Regions from separate parts of the Homo sapiens genome. Here region 1 is linked to region 2. A link is an interaction called in ENCODE POLR2A ChIA-PET data of the cell type or tissue named here. Cell type or tissue: PC-3. All regions are shown on one strand. Each heading gives the region's core, and the rest is flanking DNA. Links, peaks and the distances in the headings are about the cores only. Region 1 overlaps LINC01412 (long intergenic non-protein coding RNA 1412). Region 2 has its middle 120 kb from the start of KYNU.

Evidence for each region. Peaks named below come from ENCODE experiments on the same cell type or tissue, not always from the same donor. Only the 100,000 strongest peaks of a DNase experiment are listed, where the experiment ranks them.
Region 1: POLR2A ChIA-PET joins it to region 2 with 5 read pairs; 1 of 35 experiments calls an interaction of 5 or more read pairs at or near these places.

What each region holds. Positions count from the first base shown.
Region 1 is chr2:144,529,747-144,532,571 of GRCh38, forward strand. The region is part of intron 1 of LINC01412 (long intergenic non-protein coding RNA 1412); the gene reads left to right. Among named protein-coding and RNA genes, the nearest start is that of LINC02993, 6.7 kb to the left of the region's middle. In PC-3, for the core only: no CTCF peak of the experiment used is centred there; no DNase peak of the experiment used is centred there; H3K4me3 peaks cover 452 bases; H3K27ac peaks cover 1,395 bases.
Region 2 is chr2:142,755,477-142,758,301 of GRCh38, forward strand. No RefSeq gene overlaps it. Among named protein-coding and RNA genes, the nearest start is that of KYNU, 120 kb to the right of the region's middle. In PC-3, for the core only: no CTCF peak of the experiment used is centred there; a DNase peak (open chromatin) is centred at 1,125; H3K27ac peaks cover 880 bases.

The DNA of each region.
Region 1 (2,825 bases), core at 156-2,655, 1.8 Mb after region 2:
TCTCAATATTGTTCAAAACTCTTTACCTAGTCTTGCCATAACTTCAGAGGTGTGAAGGAGTGGGGAGACATAGAGGGATGGAATAGCACTGAGAAAGTTTGCCTGCACTATCTTTTTCCACCCCCCAACCCCTCTTGCCCCCAGTTGAATGCTGAAACAGCTACTTTAAAAAAGAAAAGAAAAAAGTAAGACTATGTATAGAGTACAGACATTGCTTCACTCTCCTGCCTGCAAATTTGGGAGTAGGGTTGTGTCAGCAGGTCCTGGCATGATCTACTGTGTATGTGACTCTGCTACCCTATGCCCTAGAAAGGAGGGTGTCCGGGGAGGATTGGGCTGTGGACACAGGGAGCATATTGTTCCAATGGTTCTGCTACAGTGCAAACCAGGCTTCTTTCTCTCTCTCTGGAACTAACTTTGCTACACATGCAAAAAAATCTGTTCCTATTAGGTTTTTCCCTGGCCATTGTGGAAGCATAAGTATGGCTCCTGTGGCAAAGGCATAATTTCTCTGTGTTGAGGGAAGCTGGCTTACCTGTTGTTCTTGGCACTCAGCTAGCACCCTTCTAGACAAGAGGGAAAGAACAAAGCTGAAAGTTCACAGAAAATATTTGGTGTTTTAAAACAAGAAGGAAAAATTAAAACCCCATTCTTTTAAAGCTTAATTTATCTATCTTCTAAGAATTTGGAATTTCAGTTTAGAGAAATCAGTATAGTCCTGAGTTATATTATTACCTAATGTCACATAGCTCTATGGGATATTGAAATATTATTTGTTACAGCCTAAAGATGATCTATATTCAAGTTTTGCTTCTCCCAAGGAGGATTCTTGCATGGTTGAAGAAAACATTCAGGGTTAGGTGAAATATGCTTGTGAATGACATTTGAAATCACCTTGGACTTTGAATTTGAGGGACAGTAATGCTTTTATGATATTAACGCAAAGCACCGTCACTTGGAAAATTTTAAACTATTGCTTCATTTATGATCTCCAAATAGTAATTTATTTGACAAAGGAAGGTGATTTATCACGGATGTCTCTTTTGCAACCCCCTGGAACAGTGCCTATTATATAGTAATATTTGTTGCTGTTTGTGGAATCCGTCATTCATTTAGAAGCTTTAGGGAGATACAAACTGATCTCCTACTGAAAACTTACAACTTGAGATAAGAATGAGGACAGATGAGGGTAGCAGGCAGGGACCATGGGTACTTAAGACCCTACACGCTCCTTTTTACAGACTTATGTACTTGATTACATTGTTTAACACAAACTGTTTTATTCCTCTTTTTTTGTGTCACTTTTATACACAGCCTAAAAAAGAATTGAAGGAGCAAAAACAGAGCTGCATGTGTATGTTTGTCTCATTCTTTAAATAGATGACTCAGATGAGCCTTCTTGTAGTTTGTTTTTAAGTAAACACATGAAAATATAATAGGTTTTCTCTGATAAAGGAAAGAAATAATAAGGAGAGAATGGAATGAACTAGAAGAGGTGTGTTGCTTAGGAAGGCAAGGTGAAGTAGTAATTTAGGATAAATGATCCCTTTCCCCTCCAATCCCACACAATAACTAAAGAAGGAAAACAGAGAAGATGAGTTTTGTTTTGTTTTTCCTTCTATAAGTAAATGGACAGGCTCTACAGATAATGGGTTCGATGATTTTCTTGCTAGCAGCTTCATTTTCATGTAGAACAACTGGTTGCCCAAAGGTATTAAGGGGAAAGTTTGAGCCCTGATTTTAATGCTTTCTCCAATACCCTTCCCGCCCTCTTTTTGCTCCCCCCTGTTTTCGGCCTTATTTCTTGGGGCCCTCACCTCTTCTTACCTTTCTTTTGATACTCTGTATTTAGAGGGAATATGCTTTCAATGCTAGGCTTGTTCACAGCCTTCAACATGCTTAGCCTTTAAATAATAAGATATGACCCTAAGATTTGAAAATTTCATTGTGCTACAGAATATTGCCTAGAGGAAATGGAATGTTTACCTGAACTATGTTATGACAAAGGACAGTTCAATACTATTATTACATGCCCAGTACCTACCATAGTGCTTGGTTCATGAGAGGAGCTGTGTAAATGTCTGATGAATGAGTGAATGAATGTACGTATGCATAAATGCTATAAAAAAAGCCAGACTTAAGATAACAGATACCATTTGTTCTACATGGCAAATTAAAGTTAAAAGGTATGAATGCAGGTGCAAGAATCACCTGTGGGTACAAACGGAATTCTGATATTATTTTTGAATTCTGGGTATGATATTTTATTTCCGAAATGAAATACCTAAATCATTTAAAAAGCAATATAGATATATAACAGTTCCTCATTCGCTCACTTGCAAAGGAAATTTTCAATACAAATAAAGTCATACATATTTATACTAGGGTAATTCAAAATAACTTCCTCACATAAGCACTGCTACGTTCAAATAAAATCTTGCCAACACTTCTGAGTACATTGGTTTAAGAAAAAAATGCTCCCCGTAGCGTCCGAACTATTTAAAAATCTCACAGGCTTCTTCAACATACATCAGTTATCTCTCTTCAAATCACTGACAATAATTTAAAAACTGCTTCATCAGAACAAATGCTACCCTTTCTCCTACTCTAGTTAGAACCTGATCTTCTAAAAAGGACCATATTTACAGCTTCTTTTGAAATTTTAAAACCATTTGGCTGATATGTTTTTGCTACATTTTTTCCTGATTTAATTACTGGGACATTTGCATGAAAACAGGAAAATAGGGACATAAGATTTTTGTCTTGTGAGTTCATCTGTTTCTGATGCTTACTCTCCACCTGAGATCCATATCTGTTTTGTTACA
Region 2 (2,825 bases), core at 125-2,624:
ATCTATGAGATGCCTGGGCTGGCTTTGCAATTCCACTGTTCTAAAATATGTAGTCCAGAGGCCTGAAGATCATGCAGTCCAGCAGCCTGAAGTTCATCCAGTCCAGTCTACTACTACTGGCACTAGAGCACTCCTCCCAGAGGCCATAGGTTGGACCCACCCACCCTGCTATTACTACTACAGCTGCACTCACCTGCATGTACTACTTGCAGGCCTAGAGATGACTGGTTAATTGATAATCAGTGAACAGGAGACAATAAGGCAACCCAGAGATTAACAACAATAGAAGTCCCTACATTCTCCACTACTACACTAAAGAGACAAATTAAGAAGGTGGTTTTTACCAGGGATCAAGAACCAGGATTATCTAGTGGAATCTAGGGCTGTGTTCACACTGACTTGTCAGCACATCCTTTCTATATAGGACAGTGATTATCAAATTTTATGTACATAAATGTTACATGAGCAATTGCTTAAAATGCAGGTTCCCAGAACTCACCACCAGAGATTCTGTTTCAGTAGAATCTAGTGGTATTAATCCCAGGAACATGTAAAACAAATGCCCCTTGGTGATTTTAATATATGTGGTCCCGGGGTCACATTTGTAAGTGCATCGTTCAGGAGAGATTTTCATGGAAGGACAAATCATAGCAAAACTGCTATTTGGAAAGAAATCAGCCCAATGTTGGGTGAGAAGTGATGGAATCAGAAAATGTTCTGAATGCATTAATTTTATGTTTCCATTAATGCCTTTCTCTTCCATTGCTTTTCTTAGACTCTATGCTGATCACATTCTACCCCTCTCAAAAAAAAATTTGAACTTAAAGGTATATACTAATTAGGATTCTTTAAGATTGCAAGTAATAGAGACAGATTCAGGTTGCCTCAGGATTTTGTACCAAGTAACTGAGGAGTAAAAAGAGCAAAGAAAACTATTTTAAATGACAGCACAGCTGCTTCTGTAAAACTGAGATTGTAAACCATTATTTAGGACATTATATTTAACGTCAATTCTGGTGACCCAATAGAAGGTCTCATGACCTCGTCTTTTTTATACCCTCAGATACATGAGGTTTGCACCTCTACTTCCTTAGTCACTCTTATGACTCAGTTTTCTTATTACCTCCTTCTTTTTGTGTGCCTTTTTCTCTAACTCCACATCCTCCTCAAATGATTCATTCATTGCTAACTCTGAACTTAAAGCTATTTATCTCTTTGCATTCAAAGATGCCCAAAAATGTTGCAATCAAGTAAATGAGATAATGAGATAGTATCCTATATGGAGCCTATATTCAATAGAGGTCTCAGATTTGTTTAGGTTCTTCAGCAAGAATCATATTCCAGTCCTGCTTTAAGACTGCATGCCTCAATATTTCTTCACATGTTATTAATGGACAGTCACTCAAGTAATTTCAGCACATGATGAATTTTACCAATTTCATTTTGATTTTTTTCTAAAGTCCATCTCAAAATTATGAATACTTGACTGTTAAACACATGTGCTCACCAAATATTCAATACAGAAAATGAATTATCTGCTACTCAAATATTTCTACTAAAGATGTTTTCATAATATTATCTGTTTGCTTAATCTGTCATTGCAGATCATTTATCATTCCAAGAATCTTTCTAAGAAGCTAGCAACTGCTTCACTAAAACATTAATTAATACATACTAATGATGTCTGAAAGATATGTAGAATATATATAATCATCTATTCTTTCTCCAATAGAATAGCTACACAAATATTTAAAAGCATCTATTATGGCTCTCTGAAGTCTTTTTTTTTTTTTTTTTTTTTTTTTGAGGCAGAGTCTTGCTTCATCGCCCAGGCTGGAATGCAGTGACATGATCATGGCTCATTGCAGCCTCGACCTTCTGGGCTCAAGCAATCCTCCCACCTCAGCCTCCCAATTAGCCAGGACTACAGGAACACTTCATCACACCCAGCTAATTTTTGTGTAGATATGGGGGTCTCACTGTGTTGTCCAGGCTAATCTCAAAATCAAGCAATCCCCCCAACTCAGCCTCCCAAAGCATTGGAATTAGAGGCATGAGCCACTGCACTCAGCTCTCTTAAATCTTTTTATCTCCAGACTAAATTCACCAAGTTCCTTTAATCTTTCCTCATGGGTCAGAGTTTTCAGACACTTCATTGTTCTGAACATACACTTATTTGCCAATGACTCTGTTACCTTGTGGTGTATAGTGTTAGAGAAAATATTTCAAGTGTGAATGCTTAGTAGATGGGGGTCCATTCTTTATATGGACATGATATTGGATTGATACAACTTACTACCATGTCATGATAATATTTTTAGCGGCATGATCAGGGTGTTGACACATGCTGAACTTATCATGGTCAACAAAACACAAGACTTTACTATGATAGTACAAAGGTACTATCATACTGTTTCTTCCTAGTCATTACCTACACAATCATTGTTTTATCTTTACTAATAAAGGCATAAATTGGCATTTGTTTCTCTTAAATTTTCTATTAATTTTATTCTATTACTGATTTTTGTAAGAGTGATTTGAAATATTAAATCATTTAATTTTAGAACCAAAAATACATTTTCATCTGCAGAGTCAAAATAACCAGAGTTGACAAGATAATCTCTGTAGTCCAGAGTTATTTGACCTGCCCTATGCATCAATTCTGTAGTTCTCTAATCCTATACATGGGTTATCTAAATATCATAACTGTAACTAGTGAAACTAATTTGGTTTCCAGTTAGCATTCACAGCCACATGCATGATTCTGGAGGAGGACATAATGTTAAGTAAAAAAGTTAGACACAGAAAGATAAATGCTGCATGTT